2 separate regions of the Homo sapiens genome follow, and region 2 is linked to region 1. The links are chromatin loops, found by intact Hi-C in ENCODE. Cell type or tissue: A673. All regions are shown on one strand. Region 1 overlaps SGSM2 (small G protein signaling modulator 2). Region 2 holds the start of LOC105371490 (a long non-coding RNA gene).

Region 1 (8,000 bases):
AGGATCTTGAGACTAGCCTGGGCAACATAGCGAGACCCTGTCTTTAATTTTTAAAAAAGAAAGAAAAAATGAGGCTGGGTGCGGTGGCTCATGCCTGTAATCCCAGCACTTTGGGAGGCCAAGGCAAGCAAATCACTTGAGGTCAGGGGTTTGAGGCCAGCCTGGCCAACATGGTGAAACTCCGTCTCTACTAAAAATACAAAAATCAGCCGGGCATGGTGGCGGGTGCCTGTAGTGGAGGCAAGGTTATGGTGAGCTGAGATTGTGCCACTGCACTCCAGCCTGGGCAACAGAGCCAGACTGTGTCTCAAAAAAAAAAAAAGAAAAGAAAAGAAAAAATTGAAAAGAAAACAAAATTTCCATAGGTGATTCCGAAGTGCCACTAGGGTTGACAGTTACAACTCTCATAGATCATAGTTTGGGGAACTTTTTTCAAACCAAAGCATTCCTGAGCACCAAGATGGGAGGCCTGTGACAGCTGCCCGGCTGAAGTGCAGGCAGAGTCTGCAGGAACCCAGTGTGCAGAAATTACCCAAGAAAAGGATGGGGCCTTGGTACGGGGTACAGAACCCCCATTCCTGAGCCAGGCTCTGTGTCATGGAGAGAATCCCACGACTTTGGCCCCTGAAGCTCTGATCCCTCACCTGGCTCCATTTAGAGGCCTGTGAGCAGCCAGTCCGGCCAGCATCAGCCCCAGCCCCAGCCTCAGCCTCAGCCTCAGCCCCAGCCTCAATCCCAGCCTCAGCCTCAATCCCAGCCTCAGCCCCAGATATGCGGCTAGGACGGGTGAGCAGCAGCCGCTTACTCTCCGCAGAACTGCTGTATGAGGATGTGTTTGCTGTGTGGGAGGTGATCTGGGCAGCCAGGCACATCTCATCGGAGCACTTTGTCCTGTTCATCGCCCTCGCCCTGGTGGAGGCCTACCGAGAGATCATCCGTGACAACAACATGGACTTCACTGACATCATCAAGTTTTTCAATGGTACGAGCTGGTCCAGCCATCCAGGCTGCCCTGAGCAGAGGTGTGGAGGCCCCCACCTCTGCCCCGCACACAGCTGGAGGGTTCTCAGGAATCCTGGGGGCCCTTCCCCAAAGGCCGGGATGTCAAGAATCTAGCAGAGCAGATGGAAACAGAGCAGGGTAGTCAGCCACCTCCTAGCCTGCTGCCCTTTCTCTGGGCCTCTCTACAGCTCTTCACGTTTCCCCCCAGAACGTGCTGAGCATCACGATGCCCAGGAGATCCTGCGGATTGCCCGGGACCTCGTCCACAAGGTGCAGATGCTCATAGAGAACAAGTGAGCTGGGGCCAGGAGGCAGCAGCCGTGCAGAGCCTGGGCTCCGGCAGGGAGAGGTGCAGGGGAGTCACCGCCCAGACCTCCCCAGCCACCAACCGACCCCACCTCTGTTCCTAACAAAGCGGTTGTGAGCCTGGATCCGACTCCCGGCAGTGCTGACCCTGCAGGGCAAGTCAGGGGCCAGGATGCCCTCGGATCAGGGCCGGGATGGGAGGGGTCAGCCTCAGGGAGCAGCTGCCTTGGGGGACACACCTACTCTGCTCCCCTCTCACACATCTGGGAGTAGCCCCACTGCCACCTGCAGCCGCAGCCTGGACTGCTGCCCACGAGTGAACCTGGGGCCCCACAGGATTAACAGGGGCTATAGCGGCCTGGGCCCTACTCAGCTGGGGTGGCAGAGGGCGAGAGGCTCTGTGCTGTGTCCCTTCTGAGGGTCCCTTTGCAGTCCCAGTATATTGTGCGTGCACCAGCCCCAGCTGGAGCAACCAAAACTGCTTCTGGTTTAGGCACACGTCACGGGTGCGGGAGACCCGGGCACGGGAGACCCGGGCCGCCTTCAGGCCGCTCCCCCGAGATTCTGGGGCAGTCGGAAGATGTGGGCCCTGGGTGGGAGCAGCCCACTTCAGCAGCACTGCCACTGCCTTTGGCCACCTGAGGTGACCCCCAGGCCTCCCCGGCCTTGTACAGTGTACCTCTGTGTATCTGTACAGCCTCGCTCCTGCCACCCCACCCTTGCGTTCTGCATTAGGTACTTCCCTGAAAACCACGTGTAAGAAGTGATGCTTTTGCCAGTGGATGATCTGGAATGCGACCGGAGCACTTGCTCTGAGGAATCCCAGGGTGACTCTGTCGGGGAAGAATCCGGTCACAGCCTCCCCTCAGAGACAGGCCTCAGTTCGAGGGCAGCCCATTATCTGTCGCAGACATCTGCCATGTCCCTGAGACTGCGGGAGGCAGGGGATGCATGGGTGTCCCCATCTGTCCCTGGTGAGAAGCAAGGCTAGCTCTGCCTTCCACATGCTTCTCAGGATGCCAAGAGGCCTAGGAACCCAGAAACCCCCTTGGAGGAGCTGTGTATGCGGGGGTGCCAGGAAGGGCATAGCTCCTGCCCCCAGGCCTAGGCATGCTGCTTGCTCGGCCATCCCCACTTCCTCCTCTACCCCAACACATGCAGGCTAGGCCTTGCCCTGGAACATGGAGGCCCTGCCCGGGGCTGGGGCCTAGTCCAGCAGCCACCAAAGTCTGGCAGACTTTCTGCATTTGAGAAACATGACAAAGGGCCCCGCAGCCCTTCTGCACCCAGCACAGCCTGCCCAGCCCAGCCCTGCCCCCGGGCACTGCACAGCCTGTCTGGGGGCCAGACCACCCCATTGTCCATCCTTGTTGTCCGTGAGTCCTTGGCCTCCACCAAGCACGTGTGGCCATTGTGTGCCTGCCTTAGTGACTCCGTGGTTTTGTGAGGAGCAGAGTGTGTATGATTTTTGCCTCAGAAACTATACTCTTCTGTGTAACAGACCAATAAACAACATTTGTCAACACTGGAGCCTCTGGGACTGGACACTGAGAGACCACGTGCCTTCTTTAAGCTCCACAGTCGGCCAGCCCCAAAAGGCGAGGACGGCAAAAAACTAAAGTTTCCAAGAGAGGTACTCCAGCCGCCAGTCTGGAGGGTGTGGGCTGGTCAGGAAGTCAGGGTGATTTGATAGCCAAACCTCAAGTACTCAGCGCCCTTGAGGGGACCTCACCCCAGAGTCATGGCCCCATCTCACGATGACCAGTGGCCCCTCTAGCCTGTGGATGAGAGAAGGTCCCTGTCCCATCCCTACCCCCTGCCTGCCCTACTGACCAGGCTGCAATGAGAAGCTGGAGCTTGACTATGCCACTGCAGCTGATGGCAACGGAGCTGCCCCTGTGGGTGTGGCTCTCACCCCGAGCACTGTCTGAGAGGCCGGAGGGGAGTGTCAGGAGGAGTCAGACCCTGCTGAGCTATAGACAGGCCCAGCTGTAACGGGTCTGCACCTCTCTTCCTGCCCTTCCCCAACCCGAGTGCTACTGGTCCCATCGTCGATGGCTCCAGGGAGAAGACACCAGTCACACAACATGTCTTCTACCCTAGAGGACACTGGCTTCCTGGACATTAGGGCCTGTTTTCCACTCACTCAAAGCTGAAGACCCCAGCCCATGGTCCTAGCAGGCTGAACCCAGCTTTATTATACAGAGAGAGAGACAGACAGATAGACAGACACAGAGTCTTGCTATCTCTCCCAGAATGGAGTGCAATGGTATGATCATGGCTCACTGCAGCCTTGAACTCCTAGGCTCAAGCGATCCTCCCAACTCAGCCTCCCAAGTAGCCAGGGATGCAGGCCCCCATCATGGCAGTTTTTCTATCTTTTTGGTAGAGGCAGAGGCTCACTGTTGCTCAGGCTAGTCTTGAACTCTGGCCTCAAGCAGTCCACCCACTTGGCCTCCCGAAGTGCTGGGATTACAGGCTTGAGCCACTGCATCTGGCCCTGAACCCAGCTTTTAGGAAAGAGTGCAAACTAGTGGCCAGAGCTACCCAAAGAAACCAGTTGGTGCAGAGAGAGCTCTGGGGCCAGGGAACTTGATGAGCCCTTCAGGGGAACACCCCCGACCCGCCAGCCGACTCTGTTGCCTGGAGGAGTCAGAATTCCTTTGCTGTGACCACCTAAAGGAAATTTCACCTAGCCTGGGAGTAACCCTTCACACACTTCCGTCCTGCCCTACTCCCCCTGACTACTGGACTGGGATCCTGGGACCAGAGGGGATCCCACAGCTTTTCAAAACGATGGGACAGCTGGGGCGGGAAGAGCAAGCAGCACAGTGGGCTCTCCAAACACCATCTCAAGGAACCTTTGCAATCTGGAAAGTCAGGTCTTCCTCTTACAGAGCAGGAGCTGGTAAATGGAAGCACCTGGATTCATACTTTATCCTGACCACAGGCCCCTTTCTTATAAGCTCCAGCTGAGCCATGGGTGAGTGAGAACTGTGGGTGAGGGGGAGCTTTGAGTACAGCTTCTGCCTAAAGATTTAGTGACAGCCCTCAGATGACAGCCAAGTTATCACTGCCTGGGGAGGGTCTTCATCTGTGTTCCCAGTGGGCACAGGGCCTGGCACTGAGCATGCACCCAGGAAGGGTTAACCCTCACCCTATCCCTTCCCTAAAGCGTCGCTTAGTGAGCTAATGGAAGTGACCCAGCTCTTCCAGGAGCTACCAGCAGAGGGAGCCCGCGTCTCACAAGTAAAAAGGGCAGGCTCAGTAGGGAGGGCTGGATTCCGAACTTTCATTTTAATTAAAAAAATTTTTTTTGAGACAGAGTCTCGCTCTGTCTCCCAGGCTGGAGTGCAGTGGCGCAATCTCGGCTCACTGCAGCCTCCACCCCCCGGGTTCAAGTGATTCTCCTGCCTCAGCCTCCTGAGTAGCTGGGATCATAGGCATGCACCACCATGCCCGGCTCATTTTTGTATTTTTAGTAGAGAAGGGTTTTTGCCATGTTGGCCAGGCTGGTCTCGAACTCCAGACCTCAGGTGATCTGCCCACCTAAGCCTCCCGAAGTGCTGGGATTACAGGCGTGTGCCACCGTGCCCGGCCTGAACTTTTTGAAGTCAACTCTTCTCTTTCAGAAAACAGGACCCAAGACAGCACTCCCTTCCTCAAGGATAACCCCTACCCACCCCACCTCAGGAAGAGACGCAGAGTCAGTCTCCCCTGTGGGGACTGGGAGTCAGTCAGGTACTGTCAGGGTGGAAATGAGAAGCTGGGCCCCCTTGCCCAGCCTGGTCTCCAGCAAGGCCTAGCTAGTGGCTCCCTGACCTCACTTCCCACACCACCTCCTCCCATGACAGCCTGCCCAGGGAGAGAAGACACAGCCACAGGGACAAGGGGCTTCCAGCCCAGCTGAGAACACGGCTCTTTGCCCCTGACCTCCAGCCTCTTCTTCCCCTTGTTCCTTTCCCTTAGAGGACAGCTTTATGGACTCCCCGGCTGACCTGTTGTAACTGCACCCCCAGAGCAGCCCCTCAGGAAGCTCTCACCCTCTGTGCCCAATCCCTGGGGCAACTCCCCTGTACCTTTTTTATTGGATCCGAGTCTAGGACTGGCCCCAGGTGCCACAAGGGTGGCAGATGCTGGGTAAGAACTCTGTACCCAGTTCAGAGGTCTGACTGCAGCTCCAACGAAGTCTCCAGCTAGCCGTGTGGCCTCAACAAGTCACTGGGCCACCTCAATCCTGTTTCCTTATCTGCCAAAATGGGGCTAAGTCTGGCTTATTTACTTCACTTGGCTGTTGAAAGATGAAACAAGATAATGCTTGTAAAATGGTCTGAGGAAATACGAAGCTTTGCAAAAGTTTCAGACCGACCAGAACTGCCATTTTCAGAGCGGCGGAGGCACCGGGTCAGAGCCGCTTGAGGACTATGCTGGGCAGACAGGGTCGAGACAGGTGATCTCACCGCTCCTGCCACATGCTTCCCTACAGGCCTCAGCCTCCTTTTGCAATAAAATGACCCAGATGCTGCAGGCTGGCAGCTCCATCTCAGGTTTCAGTGCAGGTTTATTTCAGTTTTATATTTTATTCCAGGCAAGTGCTTATTACATGGATAGTATTCATGTCTCGGTAACTAAAGTCTTGGAGCATGAACAGCCACTAGAATACAGTTCAATAGTAAAAATACAGTATGTACAAAATTAGGGTTTTTGTAGTTTTTTTTTTTTTCCACACAGCAGATGTATCCAAACACATAAAAATCTCTACAGTCTGGGGTCGCTACAGTTTATATTTCAGGAAACAGAGACACAGTGGCCGAGTCCTCACTGTAAACAAGGGCCACCTCTGGGGGTTGGGGGTGGGACCCTGGGATGGGGGGAGAAGCAGCTGTTTCTGGAGAGAGAAGGGGTCATGGTGGCCCCCCAGTTACCCTCCAGGCATTCCCTGCCTTCTTTGGCCCCCCAAGGAACCAACCTCCCCCTCTCCCCGAGGTAAGGACTCCCAGCCAGTGAGCCACTCTGAACATCAAAAGGTAAAACACGCATGAGAGGTAAGATGTGTGCGTGTGCGTGCGTGTGTGTGTGTGTGTGTGTGTGTGTGTGTCCCAGGCTGGAAGGGCTAGGGAGGGAGGGCCAGGCGGTCCCACAGGGTGAGGACAGATGTGGTCCCGACAGCACTCTGGGGGAGACGCCCAAGGAAGGGCTGGGTGGTGACTGCCCACTTGGGCACACAGCATCACAGCGTTCACAAACGACAAGAAAAACAGCAACACCCATCGTCACCAATCTGGACATAGTCATTCGGCACTAGATTTGCAGGCCCCCGATGCTGGGGGACAGGGACGGGGAGGGGCAGCGGGTGGATGATGAGGTATCTGTGCAGGCCCGGGGGCCACTGGCCTCAGGATGCAGGGAGAGGTGGGCAGGCTGAGGGGAGGGGCGAGCTCCACGAGGCTGCTCTAACTGCCCCGTGGGTCAGGCCTGCCATCGCTGTCACAATGGGAATAGCAAAGCTGGCTCTCCCAGAGCCACGGGGTCTGGCGGAGGTGGCTGTGCTGGGGTGGGTACAGGGCTCAGCCTCTGAGGATGGTGACCTGGTTTGTAACTGTCCCTTTACCCACACCAGGAGAGAGAAATAAGGAACAGTCCCCTGGGAGGTGTCCAGGACCAGGAGGGAACAGGAAGGGAATTTTTAGGCATCTAAGGATTCTTTATTTCCAGAGAAAATCTATTCAAGACCTTTGCTGACCTCCTCTGTGCCTGCAGGGCACTCCAGGAAATCCTCAGCTCTGTCCCCTCCCCCCGGCCCCCTCGCCGGCCCAGGCCCCTGCCCCAGCCCATCAGTGTGAGCTTCACATCCAGGGACACCGGCTTCCTCCCGCTACACTGAAAGGCCACTGGTGAGTGTGTGTCCAGGTGGGGAGCCGAGCGTGTCTGACACAAAGCCACTTGTAATAAACACCCACATACAAGGAAAGGCCAAAGCAGGCTGCCCAGAGGCAGAGAAAGCCGCATCCTAACACAGAGCCCCTGACTCCTCCCCCTTCCACGCTCAGCCCTGTCCTTGACCCAACCAAGGACCTCTTCTCAGAGAAAGGTGCTGCTGCTCTGCAGCTCCCCGGGCAGGGCCCACTCAAAAGCGTCCCCGGGAGAAGCAGGGTGTTGAGGGGATGGGAGGACAGAGGCAAAGGGGCTGGAGCAGAAGCAGCAGCCCTAGCTCTGGCCCTCTGTTCTGTATAGGTCCCAGGGTTGGTCTGGGGACAGGCTTAGGGCTTGGCTAAGCCGCTGGGTTTTTACCTTCCTGATGTCTCAACGATGTGGCTTCTATGCTCCTGGAAACAAGACCAGATGCTGGTCCATGTCTCCCAAACTGCAGGAGGCACCCAAACCCACAGGCCGCCAGGCCCACCTGTCCCTTGGAGCAGTGCCCAGCACTCAGCAGAGGTCAGAGATCAGGGGCTGAACGCAGGACAGCGCCCCTCTTTGCTGCCTTCTGGAAGCCAAGAGCCAAGCCCAGGGCTGGGGACTGGGGACTGGGGACAGGGGCCCAGTGGCTCTCCTCCCATCCAGACCCAGGCTGCAGGGGACGGGGAAGGGGAAGGACAGCCAAGTCCCTCCTTCCCCACCTCAGCCTGCCCTCCTGAGGTCCAGAGCCCAGTGGCAGGGATTGGGGTGAGGGCACAGGAAGCTTGGCAGTG
Region 2 (8,000 bases), 300 kb after region 1:
GTAATTTTTCTCCCCTATTAGTTTGTTTCTCAAACAAAATCTTCCTCAACCTTTCCCACTGGCAGGTGTATACTATCAGATACTAGAAACTCAGAAAATTGTATTTGATTTGAGTAAACATCCTCACTATCATCTGGACTTGAATCTGGAATTTAAGAGAGTGAATACAGTCAAGTATAATAAATGCACTAAAGTATAATGGACCAAAGCCTGCGTAAGGTGGGCTAATACCTGCCTCACAGGATTGGTTCAAGGATTAGGCACAAATACGGAGCATTTATGCCATGCCTGGAACATCGTGTTCAGTAAATGGATATGGCGAGACTGTGTATTGTTAGATTTGAGCCCTGCTGTGCCTTAGTCCCAGCTACTCAGGAGGCTGAGGCTGGAGGATTGCTTGAGCCCAGGAGTTCTGGGTTACAGTGTGCTGTGCTGATGGGATGTTTGCACTAAGTGCAGCATCAATATGGTGACCTCCTGGGAACAGGAGACTCCCAGGTTGCCTAAGGAGGGGTGACCTGGCCCAGGTCAGAAACAGAGCAGGTCAAAACTCCCTTGCTGATCAGTAGTGGGATCGCACCTTTGAACAGCCACTGCACTCCAGCCTGGGCAACATAGTGAGACCCTGCCTTTGAAAAAAGAAGAAAAAGGATTTGAGCCCCATTTGGGATGGGCCAAAGAGGAACAGGCGTTTTTATTGAGATGTTAATACAGGATTTGATCATTGAGTCTCAACTTCCCTAACTGAATTGGCAAACTAGATACCTTCTTGGGTTATGGTATATTAGAGAAACACGAAAACTACTGGCATTTGGACTTTCTTAGAATTTTGTGGCTCATTAAAAATTGTATCTGGCTCAGTGTGATGGAGGGTTGGGACCGGGCAGGGTCTTGCTCTGTCACCCAGGCTGGAGTGCAGTGGTGCAGTCATGGCTCGCTGCAGCCTCGACTTCCCAGCTCAAACAGTTCTGCATCAGTCTCCCGAGTAGCTGGGACTACAGGCACACACTACCATGCCCGGCTAATTTTTTTTTTAATTTTGTATTTTGTAGAGAGGGGGTCTCACTATGTTTGTTGTCCAGGCTTACGTGTGAGTTTTAAATAAACCATTTCTTTTTCTTTCAGATTTCCACAAGACGGCACCCTATGTCGTCACTGGCAGCGTAGATCAAACAGTAAAAGTGTGGGAGTGCCGTTGATTGTGTCTCCTTCGGCCCCTCCTCCCTCTTTTCCTCTGGATGCACTCTGATGATACCATGGTTACCCCATTGAGCTCTGTTTAAATAAATATTGTCCTTTCATGTAAATTATTCTGGATGTAGATTGAGCTTATTAAATGTTACACACAAAGTATTCATGCATGGTGAATCCAAATTGTATACTGTAAATTTACATACGTTGTCTAGAAGTACCATAGGGTTTAAAAACCTGGGCTGGCATTGGTCACACCAGGCCTAAGAAGGCAGAAGTTGAATCAATTGAACTAGGGCACTAAACTGAATAGTTGACAGTGTCATTTTATGTTGGATTATTAATTCCTGTTTTTCTTTCTGCTATCTGTTGGTGCCTGACTTGATGGCCTCATTTGGGGAAAAGTGGTGGTTATTAGGGCTTTTTCTGAAATGTGTATCTATGTAACATCACTTAAGTGTGCTTAATAAATCTTCTGTAAGGATTTTAGATGATAAGGCTACAATTCAGAATCTTCTGAACCATCTATGTAATGAATGGGGATTATACATTGGAATTTTTGTCATGACACATTTGCCAAATCAGTAGGATATATTTGTTTTGGCAGCCTATCACGCAGAGGCTAGTGGTATATTTATGTAAGAAAATGACTGTAAATCTCAAGAAAAATCTCAGCAGCTAATAGCAACTCATTTATTTCATTTTGGTCTTAATGCTTTGTAAACAGGTCAAAAAATACTGTCATACTCTAAGCTTCTATTTTCCACACTGGACATACTTCTAGTTGTATTCTCCATACTATTAGACTGTGTAGTGATGTGACTTCCAAGTAGAATTTAATCTCCCCATTGAGTGTGTCATGGTACAAATCACTATTCGTTTTTGGTGTTTTTTAGGGATGTGCAATGTGCATTACATAATGACAGAAATACTGAGAAGGTTCTGTGTGCCCATTTGAAAGGAGTGGGAGGAATACAGCAGTTTGTTTTTCAACATGAATCTGATATTGATTTAAACTGTGTTTCACTTACAAGTTTTAAAAAAATGACAGGGTTTAATGGAGCGTGCATAAAAATGTACTGTTTTCACCTTTTGTTTATATGTAAATGTTTGTAAGTATATGGGCCTATCTGTAAGTGGATAAGTCTGTATGTGTGTATCATACACATCAACCTCCATGTCCTTAGTCCTGGGTTTTTGAAAAAGTGCTAAAACGGACAAGTAGAATAAATGTTGCTGTGGAATGCCATGCTTTAGAACAAACCCTTTTTGATCTTAATGCTTCTGAAAACTAGGTCTGACTCTGGGGATTTTTTTCCAGCCGAAGGAAAATCACTTCCGTTATGTCCCCCTCTAATTTAGCCGCTCGACATTTTACACAACCCGGATATGTTGTATATTTTGACCCAAAGTTACAGGTAGGTTTAAGAGAATTTTTAGCCATGACTTTTGGAGCACTATTCCATTGTCAGTTATTAATAAAGAATTCCATTGCTTAGCTAACCAACAGGTTTTTTTTGTTTCCAAGAGAGTTATTTGAAAAGTTAACAGAACAATGAGATAACAGTGACAGTTTAACAAAGATAAAATTCTGAACTGCGTTTTATTCATTTGTGTACTATGTGATTTTTTAAATGTCCCCTTTAGTATTTAATGGAAAATTGGTTCCTGCAAAAGACAAAGGGTGAGAGTTAGCGTCCTGTAGATACACACAGAGACTAGGCCGTATATTAACTAGAAGCAGCTTTATGTCTAGCTTGTGTCTTTTTGTTTGTTTGCTTGTTTGTTTTTAGATTCCTGAGAGATGTCTCTGGAAGGGAAAGTTTTGAGAACTAATGGCTATTTTTGAGGACAAAAATTACATCTTAAGCTAATTCCTTAAATACATACAGTAGGTGAATTTTCAGGACAATATTGCCTCACAACCCTGCTTACATTGAAAAGTCTTTTTCCCTTAGCTCTTCTGACTGGATTTTTCTACAAAAACTATGGAAAATATCTTTGTTCTTGTTTGCTGCTATTTTCTGTCCTATTTTGAGAAATATAAATACATAGAAATGGTGCATCTTAACATTTGTTTGTACATGTATAAATGTCTTGTATTTTAATTCATTTTTAGCATGAATTGTTTAAGGGTAAGCCACAACATCTAGAAATCACTCATAGATATTGAACAATAAAGGAGAATGGTACCGATGCAGGAGGAAGCAAGCGTGTCTTCCCCTGCAGCACACAGCGACTTGCGTTGACAAAGGAGGAGGAAACGATTACTCTGTAAACAAAGTTATCCTTACTTGGGAGATTGCCACAGCCTGCTGCTGAGTTGAGTTACCAGACATCCTCCATGTGAGAAGCAGCGAACATTGAATCTCAGGGATGGCCCACAACTGGGTCCACATGTAATGAGCCCTGTTTAATAACGAAGGGGTGGGGGAGAGCAGTCCGTCTACAACCTGGAATCAGATTTGCAAAATTTCCTGCACTGCTGTCTGACACTGTCCTGTTGATGCCCTTTCTGACTGTGTTCTCTGTTTTCTCTGTCTGCTGTCTAACCCTGTGCCTTGCCTGGGATAAGGACAATGATGAGGTTACTGGTTTGGATTGTAAGTAGAGGACTTTTATTAATTGGTTTAGAGGTTCACTGCTGCTTTGTCACTTTCTCAATCAAATTGGCCACTTAAGAAATAAAGAGCTGGTAGAATTGCATCCTCAGATGATTATTGACTGTGTGTGTGTGTGAAAACAGACATTCCAGTGCCACCCAAATATATATCTGTAACGTGCCCAAGAAATCCTAGCTGCGCTCTTGAGAGTGCATGCCATGGAGACTGGTTTAGACACCGCGTGGAGCCTAGTTGCCTGTTGTCACGGCATCTTGCACTTTAGGAGACTAAGACCGTCCTGGTTCGTCTGTGTGTGGTGTGACCAATGGTGTGCCCAGAGCACTACTCTCAAAATCACTAGTGTTAGCAAGTCGTCCCGGGCTGGGGAGCGTTCGCCGTAGTCTTTGGAAGCTTTGGCTTTAGATTTACCAAGCCCCGCCTCCCCGCTGCCAGTGCCCTGCTCTCCCGTTCGCCTCTTTCTGTTTCTGTGTGAACTTTCCCGGTAATATCACTCGTTAAATAGGTTTTCTTTAAACTTAATTAAAGAAAAACTATTTAAAGGTAAAGGATATTTTGTTGACATCGGTGGCTCGATCATCCTTAAGCAACTGAAGTTAAAATTGTTGAAGGAAAAGGCACTTAAATTGGTTACTTTCATGTCCAGCTGTATATAAGTCCAGTGTGTTCATCTAGATGACGCAAAGAATCTCCTGGTAGAGAAGCGACATGTAAAAAACTGGTGGAAAAAGGTTTTGGATTTTTTTTCCAGTGGGGTGGGGGGAGGGCAAGCTGGATTTACAGGTCACGGCTGGACTGAATGGGCCTTTTTATCTTCCCACTGTATCATGGAAGTAGCTGCTTGCTTGTACTGTCCATCCTTCAGGCATCCCTAAAGCTCACTCTGAAGATGTTAGAGACAAACACAAACTCTTCGAGTTAAAGTTGATCCTGACACTGACATGAAGGCAAGCCTTGATTTCGTATGAACGTTGCTGAAGTGGTAATTGAGGAAAACAGTTCCCCAGATTGTTAAGAGTTCACTGAAGATATTGACACAATTTTAAAAAATCAGTAAAGGAATGTATATAATATTGCTCTCGTGTTTTACAGTAAGATTTGTTGCTCTCAGACTGTGTAAAACAAAATTTATTCATGTTTTCTGCATATTAAAAAATCTTATTGTACCAACTGGTAAACTATTAAATGCCTATAAAACTAGATGTGATTTTTTTTTTTTTTTTTTTTTTTTTTTTTGTCTTCCTTTGCACAGGGGAAATGCTGATAGAAAGTGGGGCTGTGTGTAGCTCCAGTCACAAAGAGTGACACGAATCGGTGTCAGGGCAGTAAGGCCTCATGAGCTGCTTTCCTTCAGGGCAGCACCCGAACTGGCTTTGCTGTCCCCCTTCCCCCGGGTGGAGGAGGGAGTGCCTCAGCCTGAGCCTTGCCATGGCATGCGTCTGCGGCACAGGCCCGCTCTCCCCAACCCTCCCAGCAGCCCGTTCTGACTGTGGCTATCGCTGTGGCCAGAGAGCCAAAGCCAGGATGGCTGGTTACAGGCCCAAGACTAGACTCTTGGGGACAGAGTCTAGAGATAAGGGGCCCTGCCGGGCGCGGTGGCTCACGCCTGTAATCCCAGCTCTTGGGGAGGCAGAGACGGGAGGATAGCTTGAGCCCAGGAGTTCGGGACCTCCCTGGGCAATATAGCGAGACCCCGTTCTCCACAAAAAGGAAAAAAAAAAGATGGGGCCCTACCCCCTTTGTTCTGTTAGCCTCTAATCTTGCTCAGTGGTCTTGGAATCATAAAAGTAAATCCTTAATACTGTTTTCGATTTTGGTTGAAACATACAAAATAAGAGTGTTCATCTTTGTCCCAGAAACCCCAGCTCTGCACTTTACACATGGCTGTATCTGTGGTGTATTCAAGGTGCCCTACAAAGGACAGTTTGGTGATGTGCTGGTTCCTTTCTTACAGCCCAGCTGTTTTCCTGCCTCCTATTGGGAGTAGTAGCCTGCCCCAAAATAGGAGCTTGGCCCAGAGCAAAAAAGGAATGGGCCATGCGCAGTGGTACGCCTGCAATCCCAGCAATTTGGGAGGCCGAGACGGGCAGATTGCCTGAGCTCAGGAGTTTGACACCAGCCTGGACAATACAGTGAAACCCCGTCTCTACTAAAAATACAAAAAAAATTAGCCAGGCGTGGTAGCAGGTGCCTGTAGTCCCAGCTACTTGGGAGGCTGAGGCAGGAGAAACACTTGAACCTGGGAGGCGGAGGTTGCACTGGGCCAGGATTGCACCACTGCACTCCAGCCTGGGCAATGAAGCAAGACCCTGGCTCAAAAAAGCAAGAAAAAACAAAGAAATTGGCCTGAAGTTAGTTCCCTGCACTTTTGCAGCTTTTCCATTTCCTTGCAAGACTCTTCCAGGCTGAGATCCAGATGATAGGGCCCCAGGGGCAGAGTTCTAGCGTTAGTATCACTATCCAGAAATGCTGTTAGCTGTTCAAAACCTGGCAAGTAACTCGCTGGCTTGTAACTGCCTCAAACCTCCTTCCAGGAGTCATGACTGTGTATGGCCTTTGATGCAGGGGGAGGGTAGCTGGCTGTGGCAGCTCTGTCCCTGCCTAGCCTGGTGAAACCTGACTTGTGTGCAGACGGTTCTTAACTGCTGATACACCAGAAGCTCTAGGACAGGCATCCTCAAAGTGTGTTCCCTGGTTCAGCAGAGCAGCAGCACCTGGGAGCTCACGCCTCAGAACCCCTGAGTGGAAGCGGTGCAGCCTGCTTGCTTGCTTGATTCACAATCTATTATAACAAGCCCTTCCAATGACTGAGGCAGGCTCAGGTTCGAGAACCACCGAGCTAAATGATTCAACTTCTCACCAAAGAAACTTGGGCACATCACTGGTCTCTTGGCCCCGCAGCTCAGGTCTGGATCCCGATCTTTCCTCTTTCATCCTTTTATTTATTTTTATTTTTTGAGACAGAGTGTCACTCTGTCATCCAGGCTTGAGTGCAGTGGGATGATCTCAGCTCACTGCAATCTCTTCCTCCCAGGTTCAAGCAATTCTTCTGCCTCAGCCTCCCAAGTGGCTGGGATTACAGGCGCGTGCCACCGTGCCCGGCTAATTTTTGTATTTTTAGTAGAGACAGGGTTTCACTATGTTGGCCAGGCTGGTCTTGAACTCCTGACCTTGTGATCTGCCCGCCTCGGCCTCCCAAAGTGCTGGGATTACATGTGTGAGCCACCGCGCCCGGCCTATCCTCACTTTGAACATGTGGAGTTTGTCCCTTTGTGACGATGTCCTATGATCTTCATTCCCACTTGGTCACCTGACCTTGACTGACTCTGTCTCAAAAATAAAATAATGGCTTACTCCCACAAATGAGGGCATTTCACCTGCCATTCGAGGATGGCTGGGCCTGCACTCTGTGGGGAGGGGGGGGTCCTGATTGATTTGGTAGTTTAGACCTTAGAGGTAGGGGAGAGGAAAATTTGGGCCACATCAGGATGCCTTACTCTCCAGCTGCAGGATATATAGGAATTTCCCCAATTTGTGTATGTGGGTGTGTGTGTGTGACAGTCTCACTCTTGCTGCCCAGACTGGAGTGCAGTGGCGTGATTTCGGCTCACTGCAACCTCAGCCTCCTGGGCTTCAAGTGATTCTCCTGCCTCAGCCTCCCGAGTAGCTGGGATTACAGGTGTCCGCCATCACATACCTGGCTAATTTTTGTAATTTTAGTAGAGATGGGGTTTCAGCATGTTGGCCAGGCTGGTTTTGAACTCCTGGCCTCAAATGATCCACCAGCCTTGGCTTCCCAAAGTGCTGGGAATACAGGCGTGAGCCACCACGCCTGGCCCACTTTTTAAAAAGTTGAAACCTGTCACCTAAAAGAAGGGAAGGAGAAAGAGTGGATTTCACACCTAGGGCCTCCATTTGCTTTATGAAAACAGCCCCTTGTCATTTGGGTCGTCAAAAGATGTCTGAGGGCACTAATACGCTTAAAGGATCAGCCAGGAAATAGGGGCCTCTCAGGTGACAAGGAGGCACAACCCTAACCAACCCCGATCTGTTCTCAGCTTCACAGGAGGCCCTGTTTTGAGAGGTGCATGAACATGTGGCTCACGTTCAACAACAAACACTCAGGAGAGGGGACAGAATGTTCAGGACACACCGGTGAGAGCAAAGGAAGCTGCTGCTGGGCTGGGG

Evidence for each region. Hi-C counts contacts between places; a loop is a spot of excess contacts. Peaks named below come from ENCODE experiments on the same cell type or tissue, not always from the same donor. Only the 100,000 strongest peaks of a DNase experiment are listed, where the experiment ranks them.
Region 2: it touches region 1 in a loop (2.8-fold over the local background); 15 of 110 quality-filtered maps call a loop at or near these places.

The regions. Positions count from the first base shown.
Region 1 is chr17:2,378,222-2,386,221 of GRCh38, forward strand. SGSM2 (small G protein signaling modulator 2) reads left to right here. Exons shown (of 24, transcript NM_014853.3): 23 at 815-982; 24 at 1,211-2,833. The coding sequence ends at 1,299. MNT (MAX network transcriptional repressor) reads right to left here. Exons shown (of 6, transcript NM_020310.3): 6 at 5,852-8,000. Among named protein-coding and RNA genes, the nearest start is that of MNT, 19 kb to the right of the region's middle. RefSeq lists enhancers at 4,600-4,809, 7,762-8,000. In A673, a CTCF peak has its summit at 4,528 (motif pointing right); a DNase peak (open chromatin) is centred at 4,560; H3K27ac peaks cover 759 bases.
Region 2 is chr17:2,680,604-2,688,603 of GRCh38, forward strand. It overlaps PAFAH1B1 (platelet activating factor acetylhydrolase 1b regulatory subunit 1), which reads left to right. Exons shown (of 11, transcript NM_000430.4): 11 at 1,126-5,012. The coding sequence ends at 1,199. It overlaps LOC105371490 (a long non-coding RNA gene), which reads left to right and starts at 7,622. Exons shown (of 2, transcript NR_188262.1): 1 at 7,622-7,967. It also overlaps the pseudogene RN7SL608P. In A673, no CTCF peak of the experiment used is centred here; no DNase peak of the experiment used is centred here; H3K27ac peaks cover 31 bases.